Regions from separate parts of the Mus musculus genome. Here regions 2 and 3 are each linked to region 1. A link is a loop called in an ENCODE intact Hi-C map of the cell type or tissue named here. Cell type or tissue: left cerebral cortex. All regions are shown on one strand.

Evidence for each region. Peaks named below come from ENCODE experiments on the same cell type or tissue, not always from the same donor. Only the 100,000 strongest peaks of a DNase experiment are listed, where the experiment ranks them.
Region 2: it touches region 1 in a loop (2.3-fold over the local background); 2 of 42 quality-filtered maps call a loop at or near these places.
Region 3: a loop joins it to region 1, with 2.3 times the contacts of the local background. A loop is called at or near these places in 3 of 42 quality-filtered maps.

The regions. Positions count from the first base shown.
Region 1 is chr6:101,423,109-101,431,108 of GRCm38, forward strand. No RefSeq gene overlaps it. Among named protein-coding and RNA genes, the nearest start is that of Pdzrn3, 49 kb to the left of the region's middle. In left cerebral cortex, no CTCF peak of the experiment used is centred here; DNase peaks (open chromatin) are centred at 3,396 and 4,310; H3K27ac peaks cover 2,116 bases.
Region 2 is chr6:101,497,253-101,505,252 of GRCm38, forward strand. No RefSeq gene overlaps it. Among named protein-coding and RNA genes, the nearest start is that of Gm34335, 18 kb to the right of the region's middle. In left cerebral cortex, no CTCF peak of the experiment used is centred here; DNase peaks (open chromatin) are centred at 4,655 and 5,121; H3K27ac peaks cover 1,763 bases.
Region 3 is chr6:101,514,785-101,522,784 of GRCm38, forward strand. It overlaps Gm34335 (a long non-coding RNA gene), which reads left to right and starts at 4,730. Exons shown (of 2, transcript XR_869335.2): 1 at 4,730-4,968. In left cerebral cortex, no CTCF peak of the experiment used is centred here; DNase peaks (open chromatin) are centred at 4,243, 4,563, 6,121 and 6,725; H3K27ac peaks cover 668 bases.

The DNA.
Region 1 (8,000 bases):
AGTAGCAGGACTTCAGTTTAGGCTTTTAGCCTCAGAGTCCAAATAGTTCCCTCAAATTTGGTTCAACTCTACTTTAGTGCTAGGTCTAGAAAGAGATCATCTAACTTGACCTGAATTTTTTTTTTTACTTGTCTACCCTTTTCTTAAATGACTGTTAGGTATGGAAATTTAGTAAGGAAACCTGAGGTTCTGATGTGTTTTGAAGTAGAGAATGAAGGAGTAAGACCTTCTTTGCACTGTTTTCTGTTGGGACTCGGGGTGTTCCTTCCTAAGCTGGCGTTAAGTTGATAGGGGATATTCATCCAGTTTTATTCCTTGTTTATTTTTCTTATCAAGGTTCTCAGATGCATCTAGTTTAGGGGTCTTTACACAGTCTAGCTATATGTCACTTCCTATTTTTATTAATATAGCTTTATTGGAACATAACTACATCCATTTACTGAGTATGGCCTGCATCTACTTTTGTTGTACTGTAGCAATGTGAAGAGTTGGGATAGACCAGTGAAGATGAAAATATTTACAGTATTCTAATGGTAAAACATACATAACCTCTGCATTAACTTTATTCTTTTATGAGAGATATTGTCAAGTACTCATTCTATTGCTAAAAATTCAACACACACACCTATGCACACTATAGACATAAAGAGAAGTAAACACACACAGTAAAGTGGGGGAGGGGAGGGGATTTTATTTACTCATTACTTACTACTGATTCCTAGAAGTTGATCTTTTGGATCTTTACTCTTTTACATTAAAAAGCATTTCCTTCCTGGGCTGACAAAATGTTATTTACTTTTGTGCCTACTCATTCAAATTCAGTGACTAGACTCTGAAATTCACCTTTGTGATTGATATCATGTTAGGCTTGGCAGATCCTGGAAACAGATGCTGATTACTCATTGAATTACTAATTCTCTGACCTGATCTCTCACTTGGCTTAGAGATTAGGAAGGACTTCTGTTGTCTCCCAGTTTTAACTCATTTTACATGGATATTAGTTTTTGTTGAGGAGTTTAGAATTCTCCTAAACTTGGAACTCAGGCTAGCTGAGCATGGCTTTCTAGGCTTTATACCAGTAGACCACAAGATGCTGGAAATATATTTTATGTGGCCAGCAATGGTCTCTGCCAGTTCTCTTCTTGGCTTCTGCAAGCTCCTTCTCAAATGCTTCTGCTACATCGAACCTTCCAGTTCCACTTCTGCAGTGGATTCTATATTCTGCAGTGCTATAGTTCTGTCTCAGTCTTTTACTTCCATTTGTCTGTCACTTAAAGCATCATTAAAAGTCTCATTGGCACCTTTACCCTAATAGGTCCCAGGTAGAACACATCTATTTAGCCAATCCTCTCTCCAGTCTGGACTACACCCTTGGAGACAAACATGGATAATAGAAACAGCCGAAACCACTCACACATGTCACACCTAAGTAGGGAAATAGCTTCAGGGAGAGGTGGAGGCAACATTGTGAGAACGTTCGGGAGAATTCTGCCTCTCTGTCCTGAATCTAGTTCAGCTTATTGTCTTCAGGTCCATTGGTTCTCCTGGACCTTGCCTTCACTTCCTAATCCCAAGTTCTGTCTCTTCTCAACTGTAACTTGGTTCCCTAGATCTCAGACCCAAATTCCTGAACTCCACTTCCGTTTCCTTGTCTCATGCAATACTTGACCATGAACTGTGTACCTATCCTTAGCCTGATAGGACCATCACAATGAAGGGTTGCCAAAGAGTTACTGAGTATGCAGTGTCTTTTACATATGTTATCTAGTATAATCCTTGAAACCGTCTTGTGAGGTAAGACTGTTATTATTAGGATAATAACGATTATGTAATTTACAGGTGAGGGGGCTGGACACTAATAGGCTTAGGGAACTTGTCCAAGGCTATATAGATTGTGTATGGGTGGAATTAGAATCCTAGCCAGGTCTGCTTGGCTCCACAGTATTATTACCCCAGTTTCTTTTTCCCACTTGCATCTGCACTTAGGTGATTCTGTTCTTGCATCTGACTTTAATATGTGTCAGGAGTCAGTAAGATTGCCTGTAAAGGGCCAGGGAGTAGATATTTTCAGTTTCTAAGGACAAGAAGACTCTGCCATTGGTCCTATTATTGATACATGGACTTGAAAAGCCACAGACAGCACATATCTGGTGGGGACAGATGTGCTCTAGTACCCCTTTAGTCATAGACATAGAAATTTAAATTTTTATAGTTTTCACATGCCACTAATTACTCTTATTCTTCTGTGTTTTGTTCCCAACCATTAAAAGACTGTAAAACCATTCTTAGCTTATAAGCTATGCAAAAGTAGGCAGAAGACCAATTCAGTCCCTGGGTCAAAAACTTGCCAACGCTTGTTCTACACCATATTAATTATTTGATTTCAGGTTTGTAAGTTTCTGAAAGACTCAGCTAGTTACTATAATATGTGGTAAACTTTTTATTTTTTTATGGTCACTACCATGATAGTGACAGAAGCCATGTGAAGGAGGTCCCAGCACCACTTCCATTTACTAGAGGATTAGAGATGAACTATTTTGCTCAGGCTGCACTTAACTAGGAGACAGTACAGTCTAATGTAGACAACAGGCCTCCTGACCCCAAGGCTGGCATCCAAAGCATGAAGCTATGCTTCCTTTCTGGCTCCTATGAGATAATACACATTAAAGTTATTTGAGAACCATACAGGGTTATATAAATATAAGTTAATAACTATCATAATTGTTTGTGTTACATCTTCATCCAGGTTTCTGAAGGGATTGGATTACAATCAAATCGATGTTAATCAAAACAAAAACAGCGAGGCACGCCATGGGATGATATCTAGTTTTCTGTCCATCTTAGTATTAGATATTAGGAGCATTAGATTTCCATCTCAAATCAGCAATTGAGGAACCCTCTTAAATTGTATATGGTTTGCTATCTTCTCTGAACTTCCTTGAACTTGGCCTTGTGCTGATTTTTACTGATTAAAACCAAAATGAAGCTGTAGACAGGCAAGAGGTGGCATATCGATAAGAGCCGTGATTAAGTTTTTGTATTTTTTTTCACTCATTCACTTCTTTTTCAATGCACTTCACTTCCTATATTAAATAGCAAGAGAGACATGACTTAATTATTGAGAATCCTTTGGAGCCAAATGGAAAATTACACTACTACTTACTCAGATGCCAGGGTAATTAGAGACCAATTATTTCTCCCATTTGGCACTAATGAATGAAGATCAATTAAAAAAATAATGTAACTGTGAATTGCCTTTATTGAGCGGAGAGCTCTGAGCAGCTGAAATTGTCTACTCTTTCCCTAATTGAAAATACCAAGTCAAGGCATCTCAAATCGTGACTGTGTTCGTGTAATTTTAGAGCGCTTTTGTTTTTAAAACTCACACAGATGGCCAAAGCCTGGCATTGAATCATTTCCTGGGTACAACACACTGCTCTTTCTTCCATGGGGAGAGTCAAAACATGGGCTCAAGAAATTTTTATTTCCCTAGTGATAACATCAGGTTTTCTGGCAGAGCTCTATCATTGCTTCTGGGCAGGTTTTGCCTGGGCTAAGATGGAATGTCTGATTTGCTTGGCTATTTCACTTTTCTTCTGATTAGTATATCCGCTTCATCAAATGCATTCTGAAAACATTTATTTTTACTGTTTTTTTTTCTTTTCTTTTAAATCTCATGGACAGAGACGTTTCCTTGATTAGCATATTGGGATCATTTTGTGGGGATGTGGACCTGCCTGCTCCAGGATCTCTCAAGAGCTCCACACATGCCTTTTAATCACCTGAGCATCAATCACTGGAGGGTCCTATACTATTTAATCTTATCTAGCATACATTTTAGCTGGAATATACAAATGTCTGTTCTTTAGATTGGTCCTAAGACTGGATAAGTACTTTCCCTGATGTGGGAAGAGGGGAGTCTCAGGATCTCTATTCTCTGGGAGCAAGATGACAAGACATACATTCCAAGGAAGCGCTGCTTATAGAAAAGCAGCCGATAAATCTCACTCAACACATCTCCTTGCATATACACTCTAAATCACCTAGTTTATAAGGCATGTTTACCCAGGTTACTCCACTGTACTCCAAACAACTGCAAGAACTACGTAAAGCTGGTTTCATCCTCTATGTTCAAATGAAATCGTGAGGCTCCAGAGTTTAAAGGATAATAGAACACCACACCCAGAGCTACAAAGACCCACCATAGGACTCATGGATGATGCTTGGAACTGTGCAGTGTAAAAATTGCACAGTCATCCATTCTCATCTGAACGCCCGGCTTAACTGAAAATACTGGAGAAAGGACAAAGAGAAATTATGGAACGCATGAGTCATGATGAAGGGAAACCTTAAAATATTGTTCTCCTAGCATTTCCCTGTGTGGAACAGGATTGGGTGGGGCCAAAGTCTGAATGAGCTGTGTGGCCAAAGGCTTGGCTTTGGGGTTGGGCAACTAAGAACTCAAAGAATTCTTTTGTTCTGGTGTCTGCATCCTCAAGTTGGGACACTCCAGACTTAATAGGGAGGAAAGACCAGTGATGGGGATGCTGAACTCAAACACCAGTTCTGGCTGTTGTCTTTGAGCCTGCCTCTGGTGCACCGGCTTCTTACTTGAGGTGTCAGGAGATCACTGTCAGGCCCACTGAAAATGGAAATGCAGGAGGAAGGGCTGTTTAGCAGGAACCTTCCACTAATCTGGCACATCAAATTATGACCACTAATGAGGACATCCACATGGTCCTGTAACTTCATATCCCTGCGTGTAGATTACTGAAATAGCCACTTTCTTTTAATAATCCTATTAGCACCTTGTAAACAGTGCTTTTATAGTTCGCTGTGGTTTCTCTGGGTTACACAGTAAAGGAGAGATTTTAAGTGAACACATTTTAAAGAGTCCACATCTTTCTCTCTCTTTTGTCTTTTTTTTTCCATGAAGAGCCAAGAAAACACACCAATAATTTTAGAAAATGGAGACTATCCTTTTTCTGATCATTTTTTTGTGTAACTCAGAGAAACATGCTTATCATGTTAGAGATGAAGGAGAAATACAGACGGATGGTATAAAATTTTTCAGAATACTAGGGTTCATTTCTAACCTCACGTCTTAAGTCTTGGCCATGGCACATCTTTTAAGATCTTAGCATTCAAATCAAGACGAGATATTGCCTGACCTTTCTCATAGCATTGTTCTGTGAGTTCATAAAGTCTTTCTGGAGAGCAGTCTGCTGTAGAAGTTGCTACAACAAGGCTCAGCATGTGCACGCCAATGGGTTCCCTAGAAAGCAAAGGTGAACATAGCTATCCTCTGAGAGATGTTGGGTCAATGATGTATTTTCCCAAAGACATTCAGAAAAGAGGGTGAAAATGGGGTCTCAGAGGGTGTGGGAGCTGAAGTTTGTACTTGCTTATTTGTTGACTATTTAAACACATGTTTATTGCTTTGTAGAGGCTTTGTGGGGCCTGGAAGATAAAGTGTTGTATAAAATGACTGCCTGATCTCACGGATCTTAGGTTTCTTTCAGGGGTCAGATAAATAGATCATGAAAAGAAAGGTGTAATGTAACATGGTCCATGAAAAACAATAAATGAAGTTCTGTAGGGACTGCTAATGGTTATATGTGTGCATAGCAGGTGAGGACGCTGGGTTTGTTTTAAGAGTACAGACAGGGTACTCCTCTGTGGTGGGGTGACATGTGATCAGAGCCCTAGAGATAGGTACCAGCTAAGTGAAAAACTTAGGAGCTCGTTTTCAGTAAGAGAAAAGATTGAGTCCAAGTCATGAGGTAGAAGTGACCTGCCTGAAGCAGAATCAGAACTGTGCAGGGAGAAGGTTTGCTTGGTGAAGGTATGAACAGAGGCAGGAGGAGAATCAGCTAGGGTGCACATCACATGAATCTACAAAGAGAGTGAAGGACTTGGATGGAAAGCAAATGAAAGCTTAGCAGCCAACAGGAAATCATATGATTTGCAATGTACAAAAACTACGTTGCCTTATGTGTGTAGGCTGAATTTTCAAGCACAGGAAAGGATGTTCGGGGAAGACACTGAGGACTCTTGCCTGTAGGCAATGATGGCATTCTGTATTAGAGATGCTTCAAGAATGTGTGTGAAGAATGGTTAGGGGATGCATAAGGTGGAGGGAGGAAAAGCGAAGTGCCGAAGAGCTGTCGCTTTCATGGTTGGTGATGAATAACAGGTGAGTACACTGGTGTTCCTCACCACTGAGAGACACCTGAGCATGCATAGTGCTGTCACAGGTTCTTGTGAGATGTGTGCTCAAGGCTATCTAGCAGGAATTGGGCATATGAGTTTGAAGTATCCTGAAGATTTTTGTCCTGTTGATATTCACATGGATGAATTACATGAAGATAGTGTTACAGTTTTCAAGATGTTATTAACAGTGACGATCTAAAGCTGCTTCTCTGTGTGAGTCCACTGGCTTCCTTCTCTCAAGCAATCTCTGGTGTTTGAGCCTTACTGTGATTTTTGCTGACCTCATCACCTGGAAGGACTTTTTCGAAGCATAATTGCTGTGTTTGTTAGAAAACTTCACCTGCTTTTTATCCACTGGTCTTTGTTTTTCCTAATAGAGATACACTTATGTCAACTATTCTATTCTTTCCAGTATTTGAACATGGCACTCATAATGACTTATGGCTATCAATGCTGCACACACTCCATGGGCAGCCCTTAATCCCCTAGACAATAGCAGGGTTCAAGGGTACAGACAGGTGCAAGGGATCTGGTTACCGACGACAGGAAGAAGAAGAGTAGTGCTGGTGATCTGGTCTTGATGGGGCTCATTGTGGATAGATCTGAAGTGTTTCAGAGCCTGCCAAATCCAACAAACAAGATTGCCTCTTATGAAAGATGTTCACTCTTGTGCCAACTGCCTGGAACTGCTATAAAGGACATTGGGAGATGGGAGGGGCTGAAATAAGGAATAATTTCAACCTCTCAGTTGAAATTGTGCACTGGGAAAGTTTGGGACCATGTTGTTTATAAACCACAAATCTCAGATCAAGTTGGCATAAGCAAGAAGGGGCATTTCCTGTCCCCTGCAGCATAGAGTGAAAGGATTCACTTTCTGTGAGGCTAATCCAAGACTTAAATGAAATTGTGGAAATTGTTCCTTAGGGTTTTTTTTTATTTGTTTGTTTATTTTTTTTCAGCTTTAGAATCTCATACATGCATATAGTTTGGTCCAGCTCCTACCCTTTGCCCCAACACTGTTCACTCCCAATTGTGTGTGTTCCTTTCTTACAAACTCACAGGGTCCTCTTTGGTGTTTTGAGAAGAGATTAAATTGTAGTTCAGAGTTATTGCAAAAATGTTACCTGTTGGAAGTAAGTAAGGAGTGAAGGGGAGGTAGAAGGAAGAGATATTTCTCAGAGCAAGACAAAAAGGGGGGAAGGGGACCATTTCCACCTTAGTATTTAGCACCAAACAACAAGGTTGACAACACCTGGATGATGAAATTTAAGAAAAAAGAGCAAACATAAGTAATGTTGTAGATCAGAAAGCTCTACTTCTAGTTGGCAAGGAGTGGAAATGGCTGATCAGCAAGGCAAAAGTTTGTCCAAACAATCAGGACTCCTCAGTTCCATAGTACCACACACATAACACTCCACATACTTGGATTATAGGAGGATTTGGGGACTTGGGGATAGACAGAGTCACGCTTAGGCATCTTACCCTGTCACATTTGTAGCTGTGGTATCCACAGGGAGTGTGTCTCAAAGGCATCCTGAGGTAGTTTCTAACCCCAGTTCTGTCCCTTGCTCGGTTATGTGATTCCTCAGGTCCTCATCCCTCACTGTTGGATTTCTTCTAAACACACACACACACACACACACACACACACACACACACACACACACACACGTGTGTAAGGTATGCATATACGCCAGGGTGTTGTCCTTTAGAGTTGCCCACCTTGGTCAGAATGTTTTGTTTTTGAGACAGGTTCTCTCACTGCTAAGGAACTCACCAAGGAAGCT
Region 2 (8,000 bases), 74 kb after region 1:
TAAAGGAGGCCTTCAGGTGAGCTGCAGGGCTTGGCAAAGGGAAGTATGAGGCAATGTTTCCATGAGAGACAAATGGAAAAGAAAGAGGCTAGAAAGGAAACATTCATGGGCTGTTGGATTGCCAAGGAGAACATGACTCACTAAGGAGAGATTGGTTATCTGAGTCTCTAAGTCCCTTCTTGAAAGGAGATATTTTTCTTGCATGGATCAGACTGGAGAAGAAGAAAATTTGAGGGTATGGCTACTCTATTCTGAGAATCAGTGACAGACTACCTTCTGCTTCCAGGACCTCAGACAAAAGGCACGAGGTTTCTTCGCATTGTCTTATAGGCATGCAAACCAAGTACTTGGATATCCAAGAGAGGACAGGGAAGACAGCACGTCTCTTCCTAGTGGCTTATTCACCTCTGGGATTTGTCCCTTCCTATTTTCTTCCTCCTACATGTTTTAATCCTCCATGTTGAAATGGAGTGTTTTCTTTGCATGTCAAGCCACAGATACTTCCTGTACCAAGGATCCCTCCTGATCCTCTTAATGTGGATCTAATTGCCCCTCTGAGCTTCCATAAGATTTTTACTCTTGTTGTCAAACCATACCTTGCACTGAGCAAAGCATGGATTTTGTTGCAGTCCTGGTGTAGATATTGGCCTTTTTGCTATGTGTGCGTACTCTGAGAGCAGGAACTGGTTCTTGTCTTATGGTCGGATCATGACTTCCTCAAATAACAAGTCACTAAATATTTATGGGGTAAAACCAAATAGATCCATGTGTATGATATACCCGAGTTTGTATACAGGGAAGACTGCATATGACGTGGTAAGAAACATGATCATATTTATGACCACCAGAAAGGTAAGTCAGTTACCACATTTACTTTGTCCAGTGAAACAGATTTACCTGAGCTTAATCAAGTCAAGTGGTAATACTGATGGTATTACTGGAAGTTAAAGTGAGGGAACACAGTAATATTGTGAATGTCCACTTATGAACTTAGTCTCTTTACCTGTAAAACAGAAATAAACACTTGTTCCTCTACTCATTCATTCACTGTTGGGGAAATAACTGTAAGTTCTAATAATCCCATGATCCTTAGACTGCCTTCCTAGCACATTGAACTTTTCTTAGAAATGCAAAATTTAGCCAGGTAATGATGGCACATGCCTTTAATCTTAGCACTTGTGATGGAGAGGCAGGTAGATCTCTGAGTTCAAGGCCAGCCTGGACTACAAACTAAGTTCCAGGATAGCCAGGGCTGTTACCAGAGAAACTCTGTTTTGAAAAACAAACAAACAGAAAGAAAGAAGGAAGAAAGGAAAGGAAAGGGAAGGAAGGAAGGAAGGAAGGAGGAAGGAAGGAAGGAAGGAAGGAAGAGAGGAAGGGAATAGAAGGGAAGGGAAAAATAAATAAATAAATTCAGAATTTCTCCAGGTCCTACTGAATCAGAATCCATACATTTTCATTAGGTTGATGTGGATATGCAGAAATGGTTCAGAAGTTTTACTCTCAAGGGCGATACAATTTTTATTTGGCATTGTTACTACTAAGGTCCATGTGTTTTGAAGAAAGCAGACATAAGTCCAGTCTAAGAAATGCAGCTTGAAAGGAAGCGAAGCAGGTCAGTGAGAGATGCAGTGAGGGAGAAAGTAAGTTTCCAGTCCTCTGACCTGTAAGATGCAGATCCCGGGCATAAATCTGCAATTGGTGTTATCACTCTCTACATCTCTGCCCATCTCTTTCCAATATCTCCCTCCTGGGCTTTGCTTTTGTGGAATCTTTGCCACCTGGGAAGTAGATAGCACCAAGTCAGTTTAATGGGAGCTAAGATATTATCTTAGGCACCTGTAGCGTGCTGTAGATCTTCCTAACATAGATTTCATTTTAAAGAGTTAAATGGAGAGTTAAGATGTCAAGGAGTCAGAAGACACATCATGGAACCCTGCGTTATTAAGGAGGTAGCTTATTGTGAGGCTGTAGCTGGGTTTCTCTTTGGGCATTTCTGGATAAGAGACTAGAGAAGTGATTCTTAATCTGTGGGTCATGACTCCAAAGGACCATCAGAAAGCACAGATATTTACAATTCATAACAGTAACAAAGTTACAGTTATGAAGTATCAATAAAAACAATTTTACAGTTGGGAGTCACCAAGGCATGAGGAACTAACTGTATTAAAGGACCTCAGCAATGGAAGGTTGAGAACCATTGGGCAAGAGGAAGGCTGACATCTGCCTTGAGAATTGTTATAGATTGAATACCTACTGTGTGTTGTGTACAACACTGGGCTTTTTACTTTCACAGATTGTTGTTCCATTTAATCCATGTTTACAAAGAGTCCTATTTTATAAGCACAGAAGCTCAAGTTATGAAAAATACCCATGATCACAGTGCTAGTGATGCTGAACCTGGTACTGATGTTGGATGAGTGGCAGAGCTTCCTTCTGACAGAATACAAGGAAGTCACACTTGGACATTTGGCTTTGATACCATGAGAGCATGAACCACAGAGTCTGGGGCTAGGACTTAAAAAGAACTTTTTTTAAAAAAAAAATCATTAATTTGTACATATCCTAGCATTTCACACTTGAAACTTGTGATCTAGGATAGCAAACAGAATACTCTCTAAATTTGACTCTTGATATTTTTACTTGAAAACTAAACCAAAATGCAGGTCAACTTCATTCTACTAACTTTTGGCTTTCTAGATTATAAGCAGCTCTAGCATGAAGTAGACACATGAAGGTTACAGGACTCTGACATAAAATGTCCATATACAGAGAGATAGGAATTCGTATGTGCATAGAAGTTATCTGGAAGACCAAACCATATTCTCTTACTTTATGTTTTTAATAGGAGATTTAATAGGATAGAAAATTTGAAGACATATTAAAAGTTTGTACAATAAAATGGAATAGAATATTAGTATATGTTTTCTGATATTATTTTAGGAAAACTGTCATTTTGCCAATTTCTATCTATAAGATGTCTTTAAATTTAGAACATATGGGCTAAGGATGATATAATAATAATATATGTAATATTAATATGTAGCATAATAATAGCCCTTTTATCCTTCTTCTGTTCTGGTAGTTGCAATGCTAAGGGCTGAAACATATGATGGCATACAGCCCAACCCTTTGGGAGCACAGATGTTTTACTGCTAATAGGAGTGATTTTTAAAAATGTCTGTGCCAAAATAACAGAAGAGTTTTTTTTTCTTACAAATATGGAATATTAATGCATCTGTTCTAAGGATGTCATGTAATTCTTTCCAGTTCTATGTTAGCATGAAGGCACAGAAGATTTACATTTATAGGGAGAGCTGGGTAAGTTCCAAGATTTTAGGAGCATGGGTTTGATGTGAGCTATGGTTTAAAGGGGAGCCTCCACAACTGTAGGGGGAATTTGAACAGGTTATTTCAGTTGCTCAGCTTGCTGATGGAGTAGGTACAAATGTAGGTTGTGTGAGTTGTAGGGAAAATTCATGGGTTTATTGGATACCATAATCCATACTTAGGTTTTAGGACAAGCCTGAGCAGATTGTGATGAGATAACGAGAGGTTGTCCTTATGAAGTTTAGCACATGCTAGCTTTCATTAAAAAATGACCAGCATAGTCTCAGTTACAGCAGCTGTAGATAAAAATTCAGGTCAACTCAAGTGTGAACTGTTGGGCTTTGCCTTAGAAGATACTATCTCCCCCCTTGTTTCTATTTCTGCTTAATTGTTAGGATCTGTGATTTTACAGTAGGTCAGGGGAAGTCCTTAAGGATGCCTCTAAAAATGTAATCTTGGGTCTGGGAAGGTGGTTCAGTGGGTAGTGTGCTTGCTATGTAAATGTATGGACTGTTGTTTGAATTTTCAGAACCCATGCAGAAGCCAAGTGGGCTTGGCAAACTGCTCATAATCTCTGCATGCAGGAGGCCAAGATAAGGAATCCTGGAGCAAGCTGGCTACCCAATACAGCAGTGATCTCTGGATTCAGGAACAGACCCTGCCTCAATAGATAGTATGAAAAATGATCTAGGACCAGCCAAAGCAATAGCTCTGGATTCAGAGAGAGACACTGTCTCATGAGGAAGAAAAGTCATTTGACATCAACCTCAAACCTCCAAATATGTGGGTATACATGCATATGCACCCATACACACATGTGCACTCATATATACATACAGTACAGACATATTTAAAAAAAGGCAAAAAACGGGGTCTTGATACTTGTGACAGATCCTTTAAGATGTCCTAAATGCCTGCCAAGAATTTGTTTTGTTTTTTTTTTTCTTTTCAGACTTCTAACAACACCAAGAATTTGAAAACCAATGTCTAGAGCATGATGGGAAATGTGATAACTATACCAATGTGTAGTGGGTAATGTGCCCCAAGATCAGTCACATGTTACATCAGTCTGTGGTTGGCACTTCTGTTCTGAATCAAAATGTTTCTGCGTTAAAGGGCAGCAGTGGTCTTCACTGGAGTCTGATACAGTATCACGAGGGAAAATGATAAACGGCGCATGAACTTTTTCATCTTTAGGTAATTAAGGCTCAAGTTTTATTGTTTATGTGCACCAGCATGGTTGAAATCGTGTCAGCATCTGGCTTTGGATTTTTCTTTTTAAGTAAGGAAAGAAGGCCTTTGTGGAGGACTAACATGCAGCCAGCTGCAGAGTAGGAGAAAGTGTTGGGCTGAGTCAAGATTTCCTGCAGGGGAAAAAAGTGAGTCCATGCTTATTTGAATTAGCAGCTGGAGTCCAGGCATGGCAGATAGAGAGATGAGAGATGTGTGTGTGTGTGTGTGTGTGTGTGTGTGTGTGTGTGAGAGAGAGAGAGAGAGAGAGAGAGAGAGAGAGAGAGAGAGAGAGAGAGAGAGAGAGAGAGAGAAGGAGAGAGAGAGATCTGCTGGTTACTCACAAGAATCTCAGTACGAAAGAATATCTTGCAGGGATTTGCCAGATAAACGCTGTGAGGTCTGACATGCAAGCATCCTGTTTCACAGTAAACGTCCACAGAACTTGCCCTGTTCCCCAACACTCCTGATTACTGTTGACTCTTTGGAGAATGCAGACAAGTGAGTGTCTGCCCTGACAGGGTATCCTGGGGAAAACAGAGCCCCTGTGGGAGGAAGCTGACATATGGTATACACAAGTGGTGCGTGCTAATTATGGACAAATGAGGGAGCATGAGGGAGTGAAAGGAAGCAAGCAGCCTTCCAGATTTCTCCCACCCCAAGATAGCTATTGTTAATGCGTTGATGTCTTCTCCATCTTGTTCCAGATTATTGTGTACATTTGTGTGTCATTCTCTTATACTTTTCTCAAAAGAGAATGGTATCCATGCATTGGATCCCTTATAATTGTTTTCATTTGTTAGACAATATGTCTGAGCTGTGTCTCTTGCTATAAGACATCATGGGTAGAAGGCGGTAGAATATGCAAATAAGAAACCCTGATTTTTAACCACTGTTATCATAGTCACTGGTGTGATAAATATCCCAAGAGCTAAATATTAAACACACCTCTTTACTTCCTTGAGATAAGTTTTTCTCCCTCCATTCCATCCATTTGTCTGTTTATCCATCTAAAAATTGTATCTGTCTTGGGTGACAAAACATCGACTAAATACATCAATCAATAAGTATTTGTAACTCTCAATTCTAAAGTTATGGAATCTCCAGGTACCAAGTAATTTGTTTTCTGGCTCCTGGGGTACTCTTGTCTTTCAAAAGAAAGAAATCACAAATCTCACAATAGACTCTCAGTCCTCCTTATTCCAGCTAAAATTAATCATCTCCCCAAAGTCCTACTTCTATATTCTATCACATCTGGACTAAGGGTTCATAGTCTATACTTCACAGGGCACACACATTTAGTTCCTAGCATGTGCTGTATGTTTCCTTGGCACTGTGACCTAGTGAGAGTCTAAGGGATGCAGACCTATCCCCCTTCATGGACAAGATATAGACATGCATCATCACACACAGAGAACTTTAAGGTGATTAGTGAAACGAATACCATTCCAAGTGTATCAGTGCATTTTTGTTACTATAACACAGTATCTGAGTATAGGTAGCTTTATATATTAATGGGATTAGCCCATAGGTCTGAAGATTTATAAAGACATCACTTCTGGAAGTAGTACAGGTTCAACACTGGAGAGGGGGGGAAAGTTTCAAGACTGGAAGCCAGAGCATGATTTAGCTATCAGCTTTGGTTTTATACCCTCTTGCTCTCATGAAAACTCAGGATCCTACAAGAAATGTGTGAGTTTTGTCTGAAGTCAATATTCTTTTATTTTCTAAAAAAAAAAATCACTTTGCATCCCAATTGCTGGCCCCTCCTGTTCCCCCCCACACACACAATTCCTTCCCTTATGACCCTCCCTTTCTCCTCCCAGAGGATGAAGGCCCCCCCCCCTGGGTAACCCCAAACCCTGACACAAGTCTTTGTAGGATAAGACCAGACAAGGCAGCCCAGTTAGGGGAATGTATTCCACAGACAGGCAATAGCTTTAGGGATAGCCCCTGCTCCCTTTGTTTGGGACCCACATGAGGATTGGGCTGCACATCTGCTACATATGTGTGGGAAACCTAGGTCCAGCCCATGTATGCTCTTTGGTTGGTGGTGCAGTCTCTGAAAGCCCTCAATGGTCTAGGTTAGTTGACACTCAGTTTGTCTTCTGTGGAGTTCCTATTTCCACTGGAGTCCTTGACCCTTCCCCCAGAAATTCCATAAGAGTCCCTGAGCTCCATCCAATGTTTGGCTGTGGGTCTCTGCATCTGTTTCAGTCAGCTGCTGGGTGGAGCGTCTCAGAGGACAGTAACGCTAGGCTCCTGTCTGAAGTCAGTATTTTTAATATTCAAATAATCTCACCTATTAGATGGTCTGTCAACTTCCACATCACAACAGCTTTCTACACATAGATCCTTGGACAAACCATAATCAAGAAGATGCAGGGCTACAAGGGGACCTAGAGTAGGGAACCTGGTTAATTTAGAAAAACTGTATAATGCTTCACAGAGTTGGTTAGTTTTTGTCAACTTGGCCCAAGCTATGGCCATCTTGAAGAGGAAACATCAATTGAAAAAATTTGTCCCTATCAGATGGATTTGTGGGCAAGTTTGTGTTGCTCATTGATGAGGGAGGAGCCAACCCAGTGTGGATAGTGTCATTTCTGGGCAGGTGTTCCTGGGTTGAATAAGAAATATAGTTGGACAAGCCATGTAAAGCAAGCTAGTAAGCAGTATTCTTCTATGATCGTTGCTTTAGTCCTGACTTCAGGCTCCTGCGTGAATTCCTGCTCTGACTTCCACCAATGATGGATTGTGATACGGAAATGTAAGCAAATGAACCCTCTCCTCCACAAGTCTCTTTTGGTCAACGAGTGTGTGTTTGTTTTGTTTTCTAGAGAATCAGGAAGCAAATTAGGATGTCTAGGAATGGCTAGTTGAGCTGGGATGAGAATGACTAGGAAATAATATGGTACGGCAGGCAGGAAGGAGAAAGAACAGTGTGTACAGAGGCTACAGGGAAGGAAAAAAATAATCAAGAACAGAGGACTAAACAAATCATATATATATATATATATATGTATATGTAGCCAGGAGGTTGGAAGGAGCTGACAGTTCAAAGGCTTAAAGTATTTCCAGTCCTTACTACAACTAAAATTACAATTAAAAAGCATTATACCACATTGAGTTCATATCATGCTTTCCAAAAATTATATCACTCATATATATTTAAATTGTGGATTATGGATATCGTGTTGAGATGAAAAAAAATCTGTGAAATCATAATGAATATTATTCCAACTACGTTTGCAACTCCTTTTGACAGCTAGTGCCAGAGCTCTCCTCTGGGCTGTATTTAAGGAGATACCTACATTACCAGAGGATCACTGAGAACTTTGTTGAGTGGCAGTCCCCTCAGGGGTTGAAACATTGCATCCTTCCAGCAAGGAGAAAACCAAGCAACTCAAACCAGCTTCAGAGTCCTCAAAACTGATCAGATT
Region 3 (8,000 bases), 92 kb after region 1:
GAAAAGTTGCCTTGATGTTTTAGTTGATGAAATAAAAATATCTGGGCCGTTTGATGGAGCAATGACACGGAAACAACTTTCCCCACATGCTAACTCATATCAAACCCTGACTCCTTTCTCACATGTTTGGCACTGGAACAGCAGTGAGTAAAGAGGAAAAAAGTGACTGACCTTGACAGAAAGGCAAATGAGGAGCAGGTAGAAGAAACACACCCCTACCAAGAGTGCCACAAGAGGGAAAACGCCCAAGATCACCAGTTTCATGAAACAAGGGTGGGAACACAAAGATGTCTAACTTGGAATAAACATTGCTGCACTATTTTATGGACCAATACAGACAACAACTGGGAAAATACCCATGAGCTGTCTGCTGATGGAGCTGGTGTCAGCCGTTTTTAAATGTGAGTGTGGGATCAAGACCTGCCAATGTGGGTCTAATTTTGCCTTTGTATCTTACTAACTCTGTGATTCCAGGTGATCTAAATGCTTTAGATTTCATCTTCCTCTTGCAAAAAGTGTATAATAATAAAAACAACTGCACGAGATAACATAAACATTAATTGAAATATTAAGACAAGTAGAAGTTCAGAGAAATGCAAAGACAGGGGTCTGTGACCTTCTCACTGGGAGGGAACACCTGTATGGACCTGTGTGTCTGTGTCCTACAGTATTACTGGTATGGTTCATCTAACCTTGGCTACTACTGGAGAGTGAGCTATAGGATAGTGGTCACCACAACTCTATTGATTGAATGTGTTTTCTGCTCCTGGAACCAAAGCTTAAATCACAACAAACATATAAGAAATACTATGTGTTTTTCAAAGCCTAGTAAGTATGCTTTGTATAAGATTTTAATGTGTATTTAATTGGAGGGGGAAAAGTAATATATAATTATAATACATTATATCTTAATTTGTCCATGAAACTTTGTTTTTAATATATCTTGAAATGATACTCAGTGAAGCACTCTAATAGTCCTCTATAACTCTGAAAAGAAAAAAAAGAGAGGAACATAAAAAGAAGTTATCCTGGACAGCAATGCCATCATCACCCTGGGACCCTCCACCTTCCTCTATGTGTAGGTAACTCTACCAAGACCTTCTGCAAAATATTTCATTTAATTCTCTCCAAACTGCATAAATGGACACTTTCATTTTAATTTTCTCATGGGAGAAAAGAGAGAGTGCTTTAAAAGATGAAGAGTCTAGATGTAAGTCCCATAGCAGAAATGGATAAGGAGAAGGCTGGTACACTCAGTCTGACTGAAAAAAAAAATCCTTGTTATAGTGTCTTGATTTTACCCTTTTCTGGAGAAACATTTGCTGAACATCTCACATTAAGCAATTCCTTATTTTGTACAAGGAGAAAACAATGTTAGGTAGAGAATAAGTTTTCTGTGTGTTTGATATATACATAAATGCATACATTTTTGGCTTGATTGTAATAAATCAATGAACAGACATAGAACAGTCGTATTCCTAAAGAATTACACATAATAGAGGGAAATCAATGAATAAAGAACTCAGTAACAAACAGTGTGTGTGTGTGTGTGTGTGTGTGTGTGTGTGTGTGTGTGGCAGGAGGTTATGGATGTGATAGAACATGGCATAGAAATGGAGCAACAATGTCCAAGGGCGGGTGCCAGCATGCATATTCAATATGGTGGTAAGAATAGGATGTAGCTAAAGGGATACTGTGGTTGTTTTAGGGTAGAGTGTTCCTGTCAGGGGATCTGCAACAACAGGGGCACAATAGAGTTGAGAAAAATAGCAAGGAGATTGGGTCTGGCTGGGGTGAGAAATCAGGCACAGGAAGTAAAGTCAGGAGGATTCTGGGAAAGAGACAGGGCATGCAGGGCATTCTGAACCCAGAGTGCTTGGCTTAGATCTCATGGCTCCTACAGTCATGAGACACTATTTGTTCTTCTATTGTGAGTATAGCAAGAGATTCTCAGTCATCTCTTTCCAAAGTTGGGCATTCTTGGGGATAGAAGAGTTATGGCACAGTGGCAGTGTCTACTCAACCTCCACACATCAGATTCTGTTATGGGCAAGGTGATGTGGGTAGCTTCCAAGTCATATCTTTCAGCCATGTAGATGTAGGAGCCAAAATGAGTTTTGTTTTGTTTTTTTGTTTTTGTTTTTTTAAAACTGAAAAGTGCTCTTTGGGAGAAAGCTAAAGGCTAAGCAAAAAAACCACCAATCTAATTTATTTTAAATATGTATATTCAGTTCAATTCAATTTCACTTAGTGTAATAAAATTTGGGTTCAGAAATTACCTGCTATTTTCTAGGCACAGTGGGGAATGTAAAGGGATTTTATGATGTAGAACAAAAGCTCAGGTATTGCAAAGCCCCGAGAGAACAGGAGTATTCAGATCCAAGGCTGCCAACCATCCTGTGAAAAGCCAAATTCCAATGTCAAGGCCTTTGAACCATATGATGTTTGTCAGTTACCCTACTTTTATCACGGTGTGAGAACAGACATTTTGGAGCAAATGGGCATAGATGTGTTTCAATAAAACTTTATTATAAAAGTTGGTAGCAGTCTTGATTTGGTTGGTGGGGAGTGATTTGGTAGCATCTAAACCAGACAGCTGTATTACTGGTGCTACAGCAGCTCTTACTATCTACTGAGTGTCCCTACTTCCAGCCAGGTACTCCTCCTAGCTCATACTAACAATATTATTATAGCATAAAAAGCATTATCTCTTTTATAGATAGAACCCCAGAGATTCTGTTTAAAAAGGGTCAACATGTTCCTAAGTCATATAGCCATGAAATTACAGAATTTAGAAGCCAATCACAGAAAAAGATTCCAAATGTTACACAGCACACTGAATCTCACAGAAGATTCAACACAGTTCATAAACAGATTCCCAGTTCTCAGCCAAAGAGAATGAGGTATTAGTCATTGAGTCATCTTACAAGGACAATGCCCAGGTCAGCCCAGGGTCTGGAAAACAGATGTGTTTTCTCAGCTTGGCCTTGCTTGATAAGTGGAAGAACTTTCCTTCAGAGATGTCCAAGCTGCCTGCCTCATAGCTTCTACATCCTTCCGGGAAAACGTCTGAGTTGCTATAAATGACACAAGGAGCATTCAAAAGGCTAAGGGAGATGATATCATCACACCCTGTCTCATGGGAGCCTGGCAAGTTCAAGGACTTGGTGAGAGGAGTGAAATGCAAAAGTGCTCCTCAGTCCTAGGTAGAGTTGGAAGAATACAACACACACACACAGACACACACACACACACACACAGACACACACACACACACATATTTTCGTGTGTCTGTATATGAAAGAGGAGAGAGAGAGAGAGAGAGAGAGAGAGAGAGAGAGAGAGAGAGAGAGAGAGAGAATGCACACACAGGCACACATGGGTATGCATGTGGAAGCTAACTATTGGGTGATAATCCTCTGGTGCCACACACCTTAGTTTTCAATACCATATCTCTTACTTTTTCCTGTAACTTGCCAGTTTGGCTAGCTGGCCAGAGAACCCACCCTACCTATCCAGTTTTTGTGGTCATTTTAAGGGTGGTTCTAAGGATTGAACCAACACCATCACACACGAATGCCCAATTCTTTATCAATTGAATATCTCCTTGGCCCAGTCTTCATATCCTTAAAGAAGGATCCCAGAACTCCCAAGCTAAATTGTGCAATGCCGGGCCTTTCTCTGGAACACTAATCTCTTTTCATTTCATCACTGCAGGAATCACTGTTTGTTGATCTACCAACTTGTTCAGCATCTTATTCCTCTGATAAGGCTGAAAAACTCTGGGGGAGCCAAGAACTTGTCTGCCTGTTTCCCACTACCCATGCTACCTAGGATAGAAAGAATACTCACAGCAACAGCAAAAGCTATCTATGGAGCTATGCCATCTGCAAGGCACTGTACTGAACCTTTCTTGGAATTCTGTCACTTAATTCCTTCAGTGACTCCAAGTCACCAAGGAATGCTCATTGTCATCAGTGCTGAGGCTTGAGAAGGTTAGAAGCAACCCTATGTGGTTACAGACATAGAAACCCTCTCTTCCAAGCATGTGTGCCTTAATAGGCAGTCACCCAGGCAGGATGCATAAGTGAAAGATTGCATTTCTGTTATCCTGAAAGCTAATGAGAAACAGTCTAACTAAGGGAAAGGCAGCCAGGGCACTGAAGGTGACTGAGAGCCAGTGCAGTCTCACTACCGACTGCACGGTCACACAGCTGCCATCTGTGGCCTACTCAAAGCAGTGTTCCAGGATGGGCAGTGATAAAGATGGTTATATATTTCTACAGAAGCCAGAGGGCGGTCATGGGCAAGGCTTCTCCTGGCATCACTTCATGGAAAGGCAGCTGTGGTCACCTGTGTGTGCACAGCTGCATGGAGGCTCTTCTGGGGAGAGCTTGAAAGGCAAGACTGGAAATCTTAGTGGGAAGCCCCAGCCTACGGCCTTCTTATTATGTTCCCCTTGTCGCCTCTGCCTTGTTTTGTGGGCTCTAGGAAAAAGTGACACTCTGTAAAGTCTTCTCTAGTTCAGTCACTTCCATTTGTGCTCTTGGATACTTGCTTTGAGCTTCTGGCTTTGATGTTGGGCCTGCTCAGCTGCCTCTGAGAGTGGGTGTGTGACCTGCAGCAAGTGGGAGAAAGGCCTTATGTTTGAACTGCCTGGTGACTGATTAACTCTTTCCACAGCTTCTCTGGCGCAAAATAGGCAAAGCAGCCTCCAGATGGCCCCAGGATGCCGGCGGCTCCCCTTCCTGAGGTGCTTGGGTGGGGGTTGCTGCTGCTTCTAGCAAGCCAGATTTGACATGGGGCCATGGTCACATGCTTGTGCTAGGAGAAGGCAGCTGCCTGGAGTGCCAACTGGGAGTTTAGGAATGGAGAGTTCACTCTCTGAGCAAGCTGTAACCACAGGATAGCCGTGGGCCCCACAGGGTAAACAAACTAATCCAAACAAAAAGATGAAAATAAATGAAGGTAAGAAATGCTTATAACTTATCTTGTTTCATTTATTTTGTGTTTCTTAAATTCCACTGTCAAATTATAAGGGCAGAGGTGGGGGAAATGAAGAAAGGAATGAAGGAAAAGGAAGAGTAGAAAAGAGGAGGGTGAGAAGGGTAGGGCAGGCAAGGAAGGGACAGGTTGGAATGCTTGAAAGGGTAGGATAAGGGAAGGAACAGGAAGGAAGGATAGGGTAGAGCAGAGAAGGGAAGGGAAGGAAAAGAAGGAAAGTGAGGGGAGGGGAGACAAGGGAAGGGAAAAGTTGTGTTATGTTTTATACAAAAAGAGAGAAGCAAAGGTATGTCTGATAGAGCCAGTTATGGTGAGGTGGGAGGGTTCCCTCAGTAGGCCCATGCTGAGGCATCCCTTCCCCCCTGAGGTACCAGCCACAGGACAATGGTTTAGTATAGAATAAAGTTTATTTACATTGTGGGAAGGGGGGTTGGGAAGGGAGGAGAAAGAGAGAGAGAGAGAGAGAGAGAGAGAGAGAGAGAGAGAGAGAGAGAGAGAAGTGAAGGGAAGAGAAGAGAAGAGAAGAGAAGAGAAGAGAAGAGAAGAGAAGAGAAGAGAAGAGAAGAGAAGAGAGGCAGGAATGCAAGGAGAGGGGAGGAGAGGGAAGGGCAGAAAGGGAAAAAGCAGTCATGGAGAGAAGGGGCAGAGAGTAAGAGAGTAAGAGATCAAGCAGGGGGCAATCGTACCTGGTTGTTGCAAGTTAACTATGGGGCGGAGCCTAGAAGGAATGCTAACAAGTTGGGATGGTGGAAAAAGGGTTGGGAAAGGGAAGGAAGGGAAGGAAAAAAGGAGGGAAGGCAGTGGTGAGAGGGAAGGGTAGGAATGGTGGAAAGGGGAGAGAAGAGAAGGGAAAGGAAAGATGGGAATTGAAGGGAAGGAGAGAAGGGGAAAAGAGAAGGAGGAGGGATGGATAGAGTCACTAGCTGAAAGAACTGAAATCTCAATTCAGGATCAGTTGGGAGTGCAGAAATACTTGAGGGTACTTTCGAAGAGGAACAATCAAGTGGTAGGAAGGTAGCACAAATGTTAGACACTGATGAGTCCCCATGGAGACAATCCCTGGGGAATTAACAACTCTCTACACCCACAGAGTGGCTATCTATTTTGAGACAAGAGCTGGGATGACTGCCAAGGATAGTAGATTGGGAGATCAGTAATACAAATCTGCAGAGCCACCACAGGGCCCATGCTGACCACACCCAACGTCACTCTGAACCTGATGATCAGTTGGCAGAAGAAACTTGCCAGCTGCAGGAGCTGGGTCTGAGGGAGCTCTGACTCAATGGACAGACAGGGATACTGTCAGCCTTTAGTGCCTTGACTTGCTTGTGTCGTTGACATATGCTCAAGCCAACATGAAACCATTCTGTGCTCCCATACCTAGTTTCCCATGACAAGCACACCTATGAAATTGAGTGCATGAATTTTTTTGTTTGTTTGAGGGTTTAATGTCTGTGAAGAGCCATGCCAGGGGCTCCCTCAGTTCTAACATTACACACAAGCTTCCTAATGGTGGCTGACTAAAGTCTCGCCATCTCAGTAGCCATCACTGTAAACATGCTGAACCTCACAGAGCTGCAGAACTAACTCCAACAGGCTTCGATGTAGAGTTGTAGGCCCCGCATCTGCTCCTCCACTGGGCATGGCCGCTTGGGGAGGCAGAATGCAGGGAGTTTGACTGCACTAATCCCAAGCAGCTGCCTGGTTGGGTGCTTAGTCATAGGGAGGTACAGTCTGAGATGTGGGAGGCTGGAGCTGGCTCAGAGGCTGGGGCTGGCTCAGAGGCTGGGGCCCTGGGTTCTCAGGCTCTTGGACATTCAGGAGCTGCTGGGCATCTGGAATTGCTGAGAACAGCGTGGGGGTGGCACGGGCTGGGGACAGTGTCTACCCTGAGGTGATGGGTGGGGAGGAGAGTTCCAGCTTGTTCCAGCAGAGATGATATCCTTAGCTTGGTAGGTGCAGGAGAGCAGGGAGGCCTTTTACTGGAGACTAGGCTACAGCTCTGTAAGTGAAGGCCTTCTTCATGACTCCCCACAGGGGATCCTGATGAAAAGAGACAGTCCATGGTATTAAAAAGTGCATTGTCATGGTGGAAAATGGATAAGTAAAACCATACCTCCCTCCCCGCCCCCCTTTTCACGATGAGTCTGAGATTAAATACCTTTTGCAGGAAGGTATGTCTGGGAAGGGACGTTTCCAGGCCGCTAGGTACCTCATTAGCATGGAGAATGCTGTCTTGAGCCTATGTGACCGACCATAGGACACATTTCTTTTATGTGAGAAGCATGTGTAAAAGTCAGGGGTCTGTCAGGGATCTGGGAGTCACCTAAGCCTTAGGTGTATGCCCACCGGGTCTCTGGGTCTCAACCTGCTCTACCTTACCAAACATCCTGGATGGTTTTTCATCCCACACTTCCAATCCTCTCGCTCTTTGTCAAAATAACAGCGTGTTGGAAAACATGTTTGATTAAAAATATACTGGTAAATGCACCCCATCTTTCCATTTAAATAAGAATTATCATTATTATTGTTGTTGTTATTAGTATTGGTGGGTTATTTTGATTTTTTCCCTCAGATTGTATGTTTCAACTAGTATACTAGAAGGAAGGGCAAATTTAAGTTGTTGTAGAATATTAACTAATGTTTCAGATAATTTAATATATTTCATTTCTAGCAAATATTGGGGTGACAAGACCATACTTTGAGAATATTAGAACATTAATTATCTGAAACCAACTTTGGAATTCCCCTTCTTTCTGCTTCATTCTGTGTGGATGTTGCTTTTAAAGATGAGTTGGATAAAAGTAAGGGTGCTAGTTCTGAAATGAGTTCTCTGTGAGTCTTGGTTTACCTGAGCTCAAGCTAAAAGAATGAGTTAGGATATTAACAATACTGAGCCATTCATGTAAATTTGTTAAGCATCTACTGAGTCCTGGCACTACGCATGTCTGCACCCAACTATGTATAACGGTAAGGGTGATGTAACACTAGTGCCT